Regions from separate parts of the Mus musculus genome. Here region 2 is linked to region 1. A link is a loop called in an ENCODE intact Hi-C map of the cell type or tissue named here. Cell type or tissue: heart. All regions are shown on one strand. Links, peaks and the distances in the headings refer to the core of each region. The heading gives the core; the rest is flanking DNA.

Region 1 (7,432 bases), core at 939-5,938:
TATGCCCACAGAACAAAAGGATACCAAGGTATTTCCCAAGTCCATTGGTGGAAACACTAGGTAGGCAGGTTACAGACCAGCAAGGGAGCCTCTGCTATGGGCTTTGGATGCTATCTGAGGATATTCTTAGCTTCAGGGTTGGCAGAAGCCGTTAATACATTCTAAAGGTTTTATTTAATCCAAAGGGTGTTGGGTCAGACACAGCAGTGGGCAATGACTGCTATTCAGGGAACTAAACCTACCCCAAGAGAAATCAGCTGTGGATCTGCAACATTCCAGCATGTCACAACGTTAAGGTTATAACCAGTGGATCGCTCTTGTGAAATCTTCGACACCAGCATGTGTGGTTTGTTTGCTTTGCTGAAAACTTCAGTTCTCAGGAAAAAAAATCCTAATAAATCTATTGGAAATCCCAGGACTCTACACAAGAAGTAGAGGCAAGAGGACCAAAAGCTCATGGGGGGGGGGGGAGGCTAAATGCTGTGCATGGTAGTTCATACCTTTAATCCCAGTAGTCAGGAGGCAGAGGCAGGCAGTTTTCTGTGAGTCAGAGACCACTCTGGTCTATGTAATGAGTTCCAGGACAGCCAGGAATGAGTAAAGAGACCCTGTCTCAACCAAAAATTTCTCTGAAAAAGTGTCTCACTGAGGAAAGACAGTCTTGAGAACTGAAGGAGTTCAAGGTCTCCATGGGACTGGAGCAGACACCAGGAATGAGGGAGCTCTGGGACAGGAGCTTGCCCAACTTGCATAAGACCCAGGATGCCATTCCCAGCTCCGTGTGTGTGTGTGGGGGGGCGGTGGACAAAACCAATCTATCTGTACTCATGAATACAACTTCAAATGGGTCACGTACCTAAATTAGAAGATAACACCATTTACATTTGCTTCGGTAAACTCCAGTTGCCTAGTGAACATCTCCTGCTTGCCTGCTGCCCAAAGCTCTTGGCTGTGGACTGGAAAACTTGGGTGTGGCCCATTTCCATCATCTTCAGGAGTCCTATGGCAGTCCACATGCCTCCTTATCGCTGAACAGAAGTCCTGCGACAATTAGCTGATCAAAAGGAGAGGTTTATCTTGGGCGATAGTGACTTGGCCTTATTGCTTTGGGTCTGTAGTGAGGCAGAGGGCCACGGCAGGAGCTGGTAGAACAACACAGCTGCTCAGGCTACAGTCAGGAAGCAAAAGGAACCAGGAAAATGCTGGATAGAACAGCTCCCTTCAAGGTCAAGGTGTGCACTTGGTAACCTAAAGATTTCCCACTAGGTCCCACCCTTTATAAATACCATCAACAGCTATGAATAGTGGTACACACCAGCACTTGGGAGGCAAAGGCAGTTGGATGTCTGTGAGTTTGAGGCCATCCTGGTCTACAAAGTGAGTTCCAGGACAGCCAGGGCTACACAGAAAAACCCTGTCTCAAGGGAAAAAAAAGTGCCACCACTCTTTGTAATACCACACTGGGAACAAAGCCTTCAGAACATGGGCCTTCAGGGGACATTCAACATCCAAACTTTTGTACTAAGTTCTGGGATTTTAAAAAGAGTCCTCATCTTCCCAAATAGGATGCCAAAGGCAAGAGTCCTTCCTTTAGGCAGGCATTAAGGATCCAGGAAGCAAAGTCTCCAAAAGAGAGAATTATCAGTCTGGGCACCAAAATGTACCATTAAATGAACCGCAAAGCAAGCCATGCCTGGTGGAAAATATTCATCCAGGGCATGGGCATGTATTCAGAATACCTAAACAACCGTCATAGCTTAAGACTAAGAAAATGGGATGCCCAATTTTTAATTTTTTTATTTTTGGTTTTTCAAGACAGGGTTTCTCTGTGTAGCCCTGGTTGTCCTGGAACTCACTTTGTAGACCAGGCTTGCCTCGAACTCAGAAATCCACCTGCCTCTGCCTCCCAAGTGCTGGGATTAAAGGCGTGCACCACCACGCCTGGCTGGATGCTCAATTTTTAAAATACGAAACAACTGGGCCATCAAAGGGGTTAAAGACACTTGTTACCTCGCTTGGCAAATTGAGCCAGATTCCTGGGACCCACACAGAGGTGCTGACTCCTGCAAATTGTCTGCTGACTTGTGTGTGTGTGTGTGTGTGATTGCAAGCATGCACACACACTAGACAAATGTAATAAAAGTAAAATATGTAAGGTCTGAACAGTTGAGTCCTAAGCGTGTGAAAGTGTGTCTAATATTGTTCCTCACCAATCAACATGTGCCCTCAAGAATACTTAAAACCAGACAGTGCTAAGTGCTGGCGACAACACGCAGCAATCACGGGTGGCAAGGGGCACGTCTGTTCTGGAAAAGTCAAGTGTGTCCAACTCTCTGTCCCCCTTCTCAGGAGGAGCAAAGCATGTTCCTACAAGGCTCATGCACTTTTATTCAAAACTGCTCACAACTAACAGCAACCCAGACATGCAGCAGGACCTAAGGGACAATCCCATGGCCTCTGTGGTGACACAGGCTTTGGGTGACTCTTCAAAATTATAGTGTTGTTGATATAGTGTTGCCCAGGGCAAGAGTCCCTGCTGTGTGCCCTGTCCAATGGCAAGGCTCTCTTCTGCCAGGAAGCCTGTGGCTAGCAGAGGATACTGGGTAGGGCTGGGCTCTTGGGTTACGTGTGAACTCTCTTGACAGGCAGAATGTGGTCATTAGGTACAGCCACCTTAATCACATGACTGAGTGTTTCTTACTTGTGAATTGCACCTCAATAAAGATGGTTTTTCTGTTCTGCCATGCATGGGTGAGAGGCCTGGGGTGGGAGAGATTGCAAGCTCCTAACTGCCCTACTGGGAGTCAGGCCAATGCAGCTAGGAGGGAGACAGCAGCGGGAAGCTGGGCCCCAGGAGGCCCGGGTGGGAGGAAACATGGCCAGCTGGGTAGTAGGACATTGGCCTTTGGATACAGGCGGTACGCAATGTCCTAGAGCTAAGAGGTAGTGTTCACGTGTAGCATGTTTCAATCACACTTATTCCTCTATAAATAATACAGCTCAAGAATGATTAATGATTAACTTTCCTCGGCGTGTTCTTGGGTGAGATGCGTCGGTGCGTGTGTTATGAACTCGCACCCATTCATTGGTCTATGGATAGGTTGCTGTTTTGGGTTCATTTCCATGACTCAATCAGAAGACTGATTAGAATATTTTCAGGGCTGTGATTTTTTTTTTCTCTCTCTCTCCCCGAGTGCACATGCCTGGACAAATGTATGTGCAGGTGTTCCAGATGTTGACACTGGTTATTTTTCTATACCTCTCTCCACCTTAAAAAAAAAATCACAGAGGCAGAGTCTGCAGGACAAGATCAGTTAAAATAGTCAGAATATGGGCCAGTTTACCTAGAAAGAACCAGATACTCAAAGAGAAAAGTAGAAGTCTACAATGTCCCAAACCTGTTACATATGGCTGTGGTTGGGGGGAATGTTGCGATCAGGCAGGGGTTGGTGACATCCTCTAGTCTCTCATGCCACCGGTGTCCAGTTGAGTGCCAGACATCTTGACCCACTTCATAGCAGCCATCGTTGCTGCTGTGCATGGCCCAGCTCAGAGGCTGACAACCGACCAAGTGAGCTCTTCCTGAGCCCCATGGAGCCGAGGATAGGATGAGGGAGCTTGTCTGCTGCTCGGGGCTGTACTGGGTCCTGCACACTCTTCCTTCCCCTCCCGTTGAGTTCCAGTGCCACGAGTATTTCGTTCCTGGAACCCGAGGGTCTGTTTCACAGCTCTCTGGATTCCCGGAATGCATGCAGTCTTTGGAAGGCAGAGAGGGGTCGCGTACTGGGCATCGCTGTACAAAGAACTCTCTGATCTCAGTTTTTATGTCTCTCCAGGATGGCAGGAAGCACACCGTTCACTGATAGGCTGCATGTATTGTTGAGATAATAAAACCCAATGGAACTGGATGGCTGCCGGTGCAGGGAGGTGTACCATTCTGCCACTAGGGGGCAGTGTAGTCACACAGTGACTTCAGGGCACAAGAGGGGTCGGTCTTACTGGGTCAGATTAGGCACAATGGAGCAGAGAGATAACACCTCCCCCAGTTCAGGTGAGGATAGTCCCAAGAGACCTACCTCTGGCTTCCAATCCCAGGATGCCGCTGTCCTGAGACTCCTGGGAGGAGGGACATCATCACTACCATCCACAGTGGCATACAGGAAGTACTTGGCTCAAAATTAAGAGGTAGAACCAAGGTCTTGGCCTGAGACTGTCCTTCACTCGGAATGGTCCATGGGGCCCTTAGACAGAAGGAACCAGCGGTTCATCCTTGTTGTTGCTAGCAGGAAGACATTTCAGGAGACAAAGGGCGTTGAGTCTCTTTTACATTGGCCTGGGATACATACAGCTCCTTACCTCCCAGCAAACCCAAGGTATAGATTCCTCAAATTCAAAATGTGTGTGTGCAGAACACTCTAACATAGCCCCCCACCACCAACCTCCTAAACCTGCCTTGCCCTATCCAAAGATGGATCTGAGGGTGAGAGGAAGCCTTGGTTGGCCCTTAGCTTGAGATCAGTGCAGCTTCTGTCCCTTAACATGGCCCTGCTGGATCTGGTGGCTAGCAGGCTGTGGAGGCCTTCCCTAGAGGGTGTCTCTTCCCCAGAAGGGCCTGGGAAGCTAGTGTGTCCTACACAATGAGCTCTATCAGGTCCTTCCTGATGTGGCTGCTCAGGGGTGAGGGCTAAGACAGTGGTTCTCAATCTGTGGGTCACGACCCCTCTGGCCAACCTCTGTCTCCAAAAATATTTACATTACGATTCATAACAGTAGCAAAATTACAGTTATGAAGCAGCAACAAAAGTAACTTTATGGTTATGGGAGGGGGTGTCTTCACAATGGGAGGAGCTGTATTAAAGGGTCACAGCATTAAGAAGGTTGAGGATCGCTGTTCTAAGGAGACCAGTTGGTACACATCTCCAGGCATCAAGAGTGCACAGTGAATACATTTAAGGCTGCATCCTTGGCCAACCTGAGAGAATTCCCAGGTGTCAAGTCCCAGTGGACTAAGAGCAGGGTGGTCCTTGGCCTCACAGCTGGCCCCCATCCCACCCTAACCCAGGCCAGTCTGTTGTTACATTTATTCTTAATGAATGGTAAAACATATATAACATGAAATTTGCCATTTGAATCATTTTCAGGTAACCGGACAAACAGCAGAGTCCTTCACATGGCTATACAGTCATAGCCGCCATTTCTAGACTACCCCCATCACCTTGCACTGAAGCTCTGCCCCTATTAAAACACTGACAATCTCTCCACTTTCCAGCCCCTACAGACACCTCTCTGCTTTCTGTGTCAGTGGTTTGATGACAGCAGGAACCTGACGAACAAAATCGATGGTGCCTTTCCTGCGACTGGCTTGTTTCACTTAGCACAATGCCTTCAAGATCCTGGCATGCTGTATAGCATACACCAGAATGCTTTTCCTTTGAAAGGATGAGTAAGACTCCATTGTGTGCATGGGTCTCTTTCCCTTTGCCTATCACCCATGATGGATGCTTGAGTGCCACCTGCTTCTGGCTATTGCTAATAGCACTAAGTATGATTTTTCTCCTATTGCCTTTGATGAATTGATAAGAATTGCCCTAGCGTGAGTTTGCTTTCTGAGTTCTGTCTCAATTTGGCCAACTCTAACACTGTATGTTGATCCTATTCTTTTTTTTCCTAGTGAAAACTGAGAATCGGCAACAATTCCTCTGCCTCCTCCTCTCCCTGGGGGTTACCTGTTAGCTGACAATGTTTACAGATCCAGTTTCCTATTTCCAAAATACTGTCTCCTTTTATTTTGCTAGTATTTCTAAGCAACGCTTCCTCACGCTGCACCTCGGGAACTTGAGTTTTCTCTAGTTGTTTTTCCTGAAATTCAAGGTCGATATAGAGCCCTGTCAAAGTCTGGTGCTGTGTCCCGGGCTCAGCCTCTTTCTATGGGGCAGAGGAGCTGGGGTTAGACGGGCTCCAAGGCTACAAAAGGCAGAACAGCTGCAGAAACCACACTTCCCTGAGATACCTGGTCCCCTGCTTCCTGTTTTGGCTGGACTGAGATCTGAGGTGGAGGATGTATGACCAAGAATACCCCCTCCTGGTGGATGGGGTAGGCTCTCCTTTCTGCTTTGCCCATGTATAATAAGTGTCTCTAGGTGTCCCTGCTTTTGGCGGTCCCGCAATGCCAGCTTGAGGCACACCCCCAGCTGGCAGGGTCACATCTCTAGTAGACAGAGCTGGAAATCTATTGTCACAGAAGTGAAGTGACATCAGTCCAGGGCACTGACTCCAGACCTAGAGGTTTTTCTCACCATTCTTTGTCCTCTGAGCCCCCAGGTCTAAGACATCTGGGGAAGGGCGGGGAACAGGAGGGGATGGTAATGAGGAGGCAGGGCAGGGCCAGTCCTTGCACTTTGCCTCAGCATCCTGGCTCCCCAATATTTTGGGGGGGGGGAGAGTAGAGGAGATGAGGGAGTGACAAAGGTATTGGGGAATCTCTCTGAATTTCATCTCTTCGGTGGGCAGGCATCCAGGATCAACCTTTCAAAGGTCATGGTAAAAGCCCCAAAGCATAAAGGTGGGAGGAGTTTTACAGAGCTGGGAAGAAGGACCAGGGACTTGGGGAGCCAGGAGAAGTGCCCTTCAGACTCCAAGGATCCTGTGGAAAGAGTAGGGAGTGATAGACATATTATGTCATATAGGCAGAAGCCTTTAGGACCCAGTCCACGTGATCAAAGCATCACACGAGCATCCTCAGGTGGGAATGGAAGCTGACAGCCATATTGCAGGCAGCCAGCAAGGGGCATAGGCCTTGTGAAGGAATCAGGCCCTGACTGCCACCTCCCAGCATCTTCCATGTCCGTGTTATTTCCAACTGGTAAAGGGGAGTCTTCCGTCTGAAATTCTTGGGTGTAAAGCCCGAGTTTTTACTAATTAAGAGTTTACAATTAGTTAAAACTAATTAAAATGGATTAAATTTGTACTAATTAAAACTAATTGAATTCTCGAAATGCTGCACTAAGACTAAACCAAGCAGTGCCCAGCCTCCTGCTGTTGGAAGTACAGGAGTTTGGAGGATGTAGCAGTGGGGACCTCAGGGACAGTGGTGATGACTTGGGTGAGGGTGGCTATGGGGGTGGGTTGTCCTTGCTGGGCTATCTGCCAATCCTGATACCACATGGGCACACCCAGATGGGAATACAAGCCTCGAGCTTGCTTTGTGACTGGGTTTGGAATCTTGACTTAGTCACCTCCAGTTGCTGAGTGCTTCTGATTTTTCCCCAGGGGAGAAGGAAGTACTTGCTTCCATTGTCACAGTGTTGGGGACTCCTGAGATCCCTGGGGAGTTGAAAGGATCTCCAGAAGAGATGGGTAGGAAAGCCCACTAGGACTCATTCAGCAAAGGCTACCAGGTGGAGGAGCCATGCTCTGGTGAGTGTCATACTGG
Region 2 (7,432 bases), core at 749-5,748, 58 kb after region 1:
TGCCTGTAGATCTCTTAATGGTTTGCTTTGTTGCCTAGCCTCGTCGATGGGGGTCAGACAAGTTCCTATTGGCTAGGTCAGGATCCTGAAGGCATGGACTTGCTGGACCCAGGATCATGGTGATGGAAATTGTAATTGGGAGAGAAAGGGAAGGCCCCCTAGGCTCCCAATGTGTTCCTTCCTAGCGTGGCCTGTTCGCCCTGTGCGGCCTGTGTACCCTGCGTGTAACTTTCCCTTTTCAAGGCTTATTTTTTTCGTCATTCATATTGTTGAACTTTCACCTTAAACCTCTGGAGACCATTGATTATGAAGAAGTAGCTTGTACCCACACTTACCGAGAAAAATTGGTAAAGTCTTGGTAGGGCTGGACCTCTTCCCAGCCAGCTTCTTTCTATTATAGGGATCGTCTGAATAGTCCTACGTGTTTAAATCCTCCGTGGATCTTAGAGACAGTCACATCAGTTGAAGTCTAAGAGGCCTCTAATTTTAAAAAGCAGCACGCGAGAGTGAAAGTCTGTTCTGACCCTTAATTGCGTGCAGGTAAACCGGGGTCACGCGTGGCTCTTGCCCTCTCTGGTCCGCTCAGCCTCTCCTCAGGATCTGGAGTCTGAAACATCGCGTTTCCCTTCCGGTATCTTTCTAATTACCTAGTGGACGTTTGGGGCGGGGAGGGGAGGGGGAGGATGGTGGGTGCCACGGGGCTCATGACTAAAACAGAGAGTGGTTCTAATTTTAGTCTTAATGGCATCAGTTGAGGCACAGAGAAGGGGAGGGGTGTTTGGCTGCCTTTGCACTGAAAGTCTTCCCGAAATAAAGCCCCACTGACCCCGGGGGGGGGCTCTGCTTCCACATGGCATGCACGGAGACTCGGCTTTTCTCCCATTTACACAAACACATAAGAAACCTTGCTTATAAAAAGGAGGAGACTGGAACTGCTTGACTGCAGTGAGGAAGTCTGTCTGTCTGTCTTTGCTTGCCTCTGCCTCTCTTTGTCTCTGTCTCTCTCCAGCAGTGATGCAGGTTCCAAGGCCTAAGAAGTCTCTGTTTCAGAGGAACTACTTCAAGGCAGGCTGCTGATTCACTTTTCTCTGGGAATGAGTGCCGAGAGCCGGAAGACAGCACTAGCTGTCATCCACTGGGGACAGCGAGTTGTGCTACCCAGGTCCTTCTCACAATTGGGTGTTGGAAGCTGCACGCGAGTCACCGATGGCCAGCCATTTTTTTCCTCACCCTGTAAGGTTTCCTGCTTGGCTGGACCCATGTTCCTGACCCTGATACTCTTTCCCTGCCTGTAGAAGAAACATCCAGCAAAGCACAGCCACTTGCAGGCAGTAATGCAGTGCTGGTCCCCAGTCCTTGTGCTCACTGTGGATTCCTCTAGGACTGGGGCCGGAGGAATACGGGAAGGTAAAAGGTGACCAGAGCCTTCTCAGGATGCAGAAAGCACCAACTTTCACAGAACCATGCCCTGGAAGGAGGGAGACACAAGCTACGACACCAGCTGTGAGAGAAGATTGTGTCTGTGAGAACTGGAGGCTCTCTCTGCCTTTCCCCTGGAGGTCTCTGGGTGAATGTGGCTTCAATTCATGTTGCTGGGGGCCCCTCAGTGAGAGCAGCCTCTGTAGCACTCCATCCCCGGTCACAAGGACAGGATCCTGTCAAGTGAGGGCAGCATGTGGCTGTCGCATGTGGCTGTTGCCTCTCACACTGGGCAGTGAGGCAAGATGAGAGAAGAGAGCCCCTTAATTGGCCCACTCAGTAACAATCAGATTCAGGACTAACCAGGTTAAGTTAAACAAGGTAGGTCTAGGACTCAGTCTTGATGATGGTGATGGTGGTGATGCTTGTGATTATGATGCTGCTGGTGATTGTAGTTCTTTAACAGGCTATCCAATACAGCACTGGCTTCTTGTCTTTTGATTTTCCCTATACACCCTCCCGGCTCCCAGAGTTCTCTAAGAGCAGCCTGCTTAGCTCAGGCAGGTTTTTTTTTTGAGAGAGAGAGCACAGCAGCTCTCTTGGTGAAGGGAAGGAGTTAGTAGTAGAAACAGCTAGAGATGCGCCCCTCAGCAAGAGGGGCTTAGATGTACAGCTTCTCTGGTTTTCCACTAGGTGAGGTGTCTGCTCCTGTTCCTGGCCTAGTGCAGAGGGTGGTTCTGATGGTCGGGCGGGTCCTTTGCTCCAGGAAGGCTCAGCAAGGAAGTGGAGTCCAGCTGAAGGTCAGCAGAGGCCACTTCAGGTCCTGCCCCACACTTTGTCCCTCTGCTCTCTGCCCACCCGTAGCTCTGACAGCCTGAACAGGAACAGGAGGGGCTGCAGCTGTTGAGCTGGTGTGGGCTTGGGCTGTGTTCCACCAGGGGGGAGGGGGGAGGGGGAGGCCTGCTTGTCTCAGAGGAATTGACATTAATTACCGTCTTGACTGCTTTCTGTGTGTAACTATTTTACCGGCACTTTGCGCCATCTAATGTGGAGCTAAAGGGGGCCTCCACATCCACCCCTCCAGATGTCCCAGCCTTTGGAAACTGTGGTCCCCCAGCTCTCTGGTGGCAGGGACATGTGCGGCAATCTGGAGGACCAAGTGCTCAGAGACTTCCTAGGGCTTGGTCTGACATCACAGTAAGCAGATGATAATTACAAGGTTCCTTTGCTCCCCACTCTCCACACCCCAACAAGATACCATGGAGTTATTTATAAATGCAAGCCCCCGGGTGCACTTCTCCTGGGAAGGACCACGCTGACAGCTACTGGTAGTGCTAATGGAAGGCAGGAAGCCTGCATTCGGAGGGGATGCGGGACGTGTGGAGGGAGGGTAATGGGTCAAGCAGCTGCCACACAGCCAAGGGGCGGGGCTGCCTGCCCTAGCTCTCAAAGATCTGCTGGGATATGGAAGGAAGAGCCTACTCAATTGTCTCTCGTGTCAAGGGTGGGGCTCCGAGATGAACCGCTTTTTCTCTTCCCAGGGTTGGCAGGAACTGGAAATAATTGAAAGTTGTTAGGGTCCAACACACTGCCTTGAAAACACTATCATTACTCTCCTAATGACTAAGTGTGTCTTCCAGGAGGAGATGTAGGCAGCTGAGCCCTCCCCCCAAACCCCACGGCTCCTGGAGAGTAGAGTAGGAGGCTGGCAACCTGTAATCTGGAGGGGGGGGGTGCTTCGACAGAGCCTAATGCAGCTCCAGCCTCCGGAGCCACTGTGCAGAGCCCAGGAGGCCGATGGCCCGAGCTGATCCTGGAGACACTTTGGATCTTAGTTCAAGTCCTGGTTTAGGTCTGGGTACTGCTGCTGGGTTCAATGTCAATCCCTTGTGTTCGTCTCCTAGGGGAAGTCCTTGTCTCAGGGACTCCTAGCATGCTACCTGACATGCCCTCCTCCAAATTTCCGCCCTCCTCTCTACCATAGCACAGGGCTAAGGTGTAGTAATGTGCGATAAGGCTGTCCATATGCTCTCTAGATTCTCCAGGTAAAGGTTCGTGATTTGCTGCAGCTGCACTTAGCTGCTGGGTAAGGCTTTTGACAGCTCCTGCTTGCCCGGACCCAGGCCCTTTCTTTTCAGAGGTTGTCATTGAATCACACAGGTTATGTTTGAAGACAAATAAGAGCACACTCCTTTCTGACTCATCGATCCCAAGTGACTACTGTATATGTCTGCTACAGGGGACCAGGACTTTTCCCTTCAGAGTGGATTCCAGGACATCATACTCACAGGACTCTGGGCATTCCCAAGAGCTACTTGGTTACTATGGTGAGGTTTCAGACCTACGGAGTCTTCCTGACTCTACCATAGAGATCGTGATTGTAACAGGTGGAGGGATGAGGGGACAGAGCTATGTATACACCCCTTTGCATGTATGATATATCGTTATTGGCACCGAAGTGAGTCATTGGTGGGTTTGAGGCTCAGGGCGGGATGAGTTTTGTCATCTCAGCTAGAATGTCACCCTCAACCCACTTCTCTGCTCACCCGTCTGTTCATATGACAACAAAGAAGCAACTCTGTTTCCCAGAGATGCTTCTCGAAAGTCTGGAGGTAAACATGTGGATCACTCTCTCCACCTATGAAGGGCAAAGCTTGATTTCCAAGTCCAAAGAGGCCTTCTCTGGCTGGTTCAGGTTGCTTCAGGAAGCCAGGAAGGATGACCCTGGGCTCCTGGGTATCTAGGTACTGATGGAAGGCAGAGTTCCCAGGACTCGCAGCTTCTATCAGTACTGGAATTACAAGTTGGCCTGGTTCCTTTACCTTCGTGGTGTGCAGAAAGGAATAAGCCTAAGCTAATAGAGAGCAATCAGATGAAGGAAGTTTAGTCCGATGAAAACGATAGTTAATTGACACAAAATAGAGCAGGACACCTCTGAGGAAAGGTGCACAAAAGATAACAACAACAACAACAACAACATGACATGTTTTCCCACAGCCACTACCACAGCCAGTTCTTCCATCGGCTTTGAATCGCTTGTGGACAGGTGTGCAGGCCCAGAACCTAAACACAAGTTCTACAGTCTGGGCTGTGTTGGCTTTCAAAGGCTTCCAAGCAGAGAGGGGCACCCGCGAAGGGCTGCGGTCAACGGATCAGGCCCACATAGTCGCGAAGGCTGTGGGTCCAACTGACCTCCCTAGAATATCAGCGCGTGCGAGACTGGGTGTCTGCAGTCTCCCGCTAGCTGCGTGTGCCAAACACTTGCAGAGGATGCAGGCCCCGCAGCCATCTCACAACCAAGCATCCACTCCCTTCCCTCTAGCCTTCTGGAGGCCCCGCCCCAGGCCCGGCCCTGGCCCCGCCCCGTACTGTCCCCGCCCCCGCCAGTTGACTAACCTTTCCAGAAGCCCCGCCTCCTCCCAGCCCCAGAGTGGGGCCCCGCCCAACCCTAACCGCCCTTCGACGCTAAACGGCTTCTAGCCGGAGAGCTTTCCGTGCCCTGATTGGCTGTGATGGTCACCGTTTCGCAGCTCCATTGGCTCCCGGCGCCCGCTTTCTCAGGCCCTGCCCTTGAGCGGGGGCGGGGCCAGAGGCGGCGGGCTGCGCAGGAGTGGCTGGTTGCACGGAGGGGGCGGGTCCTCGCCGCGCGCAGTGCTTCGGCCAGAGCTCGAGGCGCTGCTTACCGTCGCCTGAGCTAGGAGACGCCGCGGCCGCCGCTGGGTCGCATCGGGCTTCGCGTCGCGCCGTGTACGCCTCCTCTGCCCCACCCGACCGGCAGCATAGGCTCTACCTGGTCCGCGGCCTCCCTGTCCGCGGCGGGGCAGGTGAGTGAGTGGCGGCGGGTTGAAGTGTGTGTGGGGGGGTCCAGCGCGGAGGTAGCTCGCATGCCGCGTCCCAGGCCGGCCGAGACCCCTCCAAAGGCCAGAGGACCGGACAGTTCGCAGTCAGAAAACTTCATTCGAGCTGGGGTGTTGGGGATCCTGGGGGAAGGGTTGAGGTTGGCGATCTCAGTACTAGGGCCGGGATCCTAGGCTGAGGCGAGGGTCCCAAGCTGAGGCGAGGATTCCAGGCTGAGGTGAGGGTCCCAGGCTGAGGGCGGAGGTCCTGGGAGAGAATAGGGGGTACCAGGTTGAGGGCGGGGGTCCCGGGCTGAAGGTAGGGGTCCCAGGCCAAGACCAAGGTCCTAGGCTGAGGGCGGGGATCTAGGACTGAGTACCGAGCTCTGAGGGCTCAAGGCTGAGGTTCCAGGGCTTAGTGCAGAGTCCCAGGCTTAAAGCAGGGTGGGGGTATCCCAGGCCAAAGCGATGGTCGGAGGACTGAAGATGGGAATCCCAGAGGCATGTGTATCAGGCTGAGCAAAGGGTCAAGGGAAGCAGCTTCCCAGGCTGTGACCGGGGTCCTAGGCTGAGGCAGGAATTACTTAGAGAGAGGGAGAAAGAGGTGGGTGGGTGGGTGGGGAAGTGTGGGGCCGAGGGTCGGGCTCCCGGAATAGAGTAGTTCTTGATAGCCCCTTGGGCTTGGAGCTGGGGCCAGAACAGGGTCCTAGACAGAAGTTTCCAGTGAGGGGCTCACTCTCCAGCTCTGCATGGTCTTGCCTGTTCTTGGATTCAGGCACGGCCTAGGGTCCTTGTGAAAGTCTGACGGTAACTGGCCCTGGCCTACGTCGGGGGTCGGGGTAGAGCCACTCAGGAAAACCCAGGCCTCTTTACTCCCTCCCTAAATTCAGAAGTTGTTAGTGGGCACATTACGCTGCAGGCTTTCGGGTCAACACACAATAGCTGTGATCTCACTGGGACTTGCAAGGCTTAGACGGATGTCTTGTGATTGAGACGAGCTGGGGAGGAAAAAAAAAGGAAGCCCAGAGGATGGATGTGGGGCGAGGGCAGGGTGCGGCCTTTTCTCCTCTCCCCTCCACCGTGGTCTTCTGTTTTCTTCTTTCCTCTCAGTTCTCCTCAGGTTTTCCCCGCACCATTCATTAGAGCCTGAACAGGTAGACTAGACAGGCGCCGGTTCTCAATCTCTCTCTCTCTCTCTCTCTCTCTCTCTCTCTCTCTCTCTCTCTCTCTCTCTCTCTCTCTGATGGCCGTATTTTCTGTTTTGGGAAAGAGGTGTGTTCCAGAACTGTTTCTTATTGTCCCCAAAGTGTTTTGTTTAGTAGAAGTGTGAAGTTGTCTGGCTTCTTATTCTGCACTATGTTGTTAGTATAGGAGAATTTTAAGTTAATGGAAGGTGGGCCCCAGGATTGGCTATTTCCTTTTTACTTTTCTTTGCAGCACTACGGACTTTTAAATCTCATTAGCTTTGTATGCGAACCGATGGCACTGTAGGTTGAGAAGGGTTTTTTTTTTTTTTTTTTGGTTTTTCAAGACAGGGTTTCTCTGTATAACCCTGGCTGTCCTGGAACTCATTTTGTAGATCAGGCTGGCCTCGAACTCAGAAATCGCCTGCCTCTGCCTCTACCACGACCGGCGAGAAGGGTTTTTAGTGCCTCACCAAAAGGCATTCTGGGTGGCAGGGCTTTGGAGAAAGACCCTTGGAGGCCAGACTGCAGAGCTAGCATCCATACTCTCCCTCTGAGCCCATTTCTCTAATACAGCCTTCCTGAAATTTAGTTCCCGTTCTGATGCAAACTTGTGGCCCATTTCTCTTCTTTGGACTTAATTGTGATTTCAGTTCCAGAAAAACTGCAGGCTGTGTCTCTGCGGAGAACAGACCCCCAGTCCCCACAACAAAGACAGTTCATTATCTAACATCTGATACGACCATTTTGCTCCAGAGAGGGGTGTGTGTACATCAGTATTCTCTGGAGATGGCTGGAACTTAAGAAAGGCTGGAGGATCTCCACGTGTGGTCTTGAGACTTGAGGTCCTTCAGCAAGCTCCATCTTCTAGCTACAAGTTCAGCTGAGGCCTTCCCTTCTCTCCAAAGCCTCTCTTGCTTGTGTGTAGGTACCAATATTAACACGATGCTTGTTCAGTGCACACACTTTGGAATTTATATAACTTCATGCACA

Evidence for each region. Peaks named below come from ENCODE experiments on the same cell type or tissue, not always from the same donor. Only the 100,000 strongest peaks of a DNase experiment are listed, where the experiment ranks them.
Region 2: it touches region 1 in a loop (2.6-fold over the local background); 7 of 42 quality-filtered maps call a loop at or near these places.

Annotation. Positions count from the first base shown.
Region 1 is chr10:77,018,082-77,025,513 of GRCm38, reverse strand. It overlaps Gm3137 (predicted gene, 3137), which reads left to right. Exons shown (of 4, transcript NR_152191.1): 2 at 7,270-7,416. Gm10787 (predicted gene 10787) reads right to left here. Exons shown (of 3, transcript NR_045882.1): 3 at 3,300-4,279. Among named protein-coding and RNA genes, the nearest start is that of Gm3137, 7.8 kb to the left of the region's middle. In heart, for the core only: a CTCF peak has its summit at 3,940 (motif pointing right); a DNase peak (open chromatin) is centred at 3,943; H3K4me3 peaks cover 229 bases; H3K27me3 peaks cover 460 bases.
Region 2 is chr10:76,959,559-76,966,990 of GRCm38, reverse strand. Pcbp3 (poly(rC) binding protein 3) reads left to right here and starts at 5,044. Exons shown (of 16, transcript NM_021568.2): 1 at 5,044-5,243. Gm35664 (a long non-coding RNA gene) reads right to left here and starts at 4,850. Exons shown (of 2, transcript XR_380584.1): 1 at 4,816-4,850; 2 at 4,389-4,615. Gm35721 (predicted gene, 35721) reads left to right here. Exons shown (of 5, transcript NR_168652.1): 4 at 541-631; 5 at 1,010-1,899. In heart, for the core only: a CTCF peak has its summit at 5,083; DNase peaks (open chromatin) are centred at 2,250, 2,810, 4,970 and 5,670; H3K4me3 peaks cover 2,014 bases; H3K27ac peaks cover 3,097 bases; H3K27me3 peaks cover 28 bases.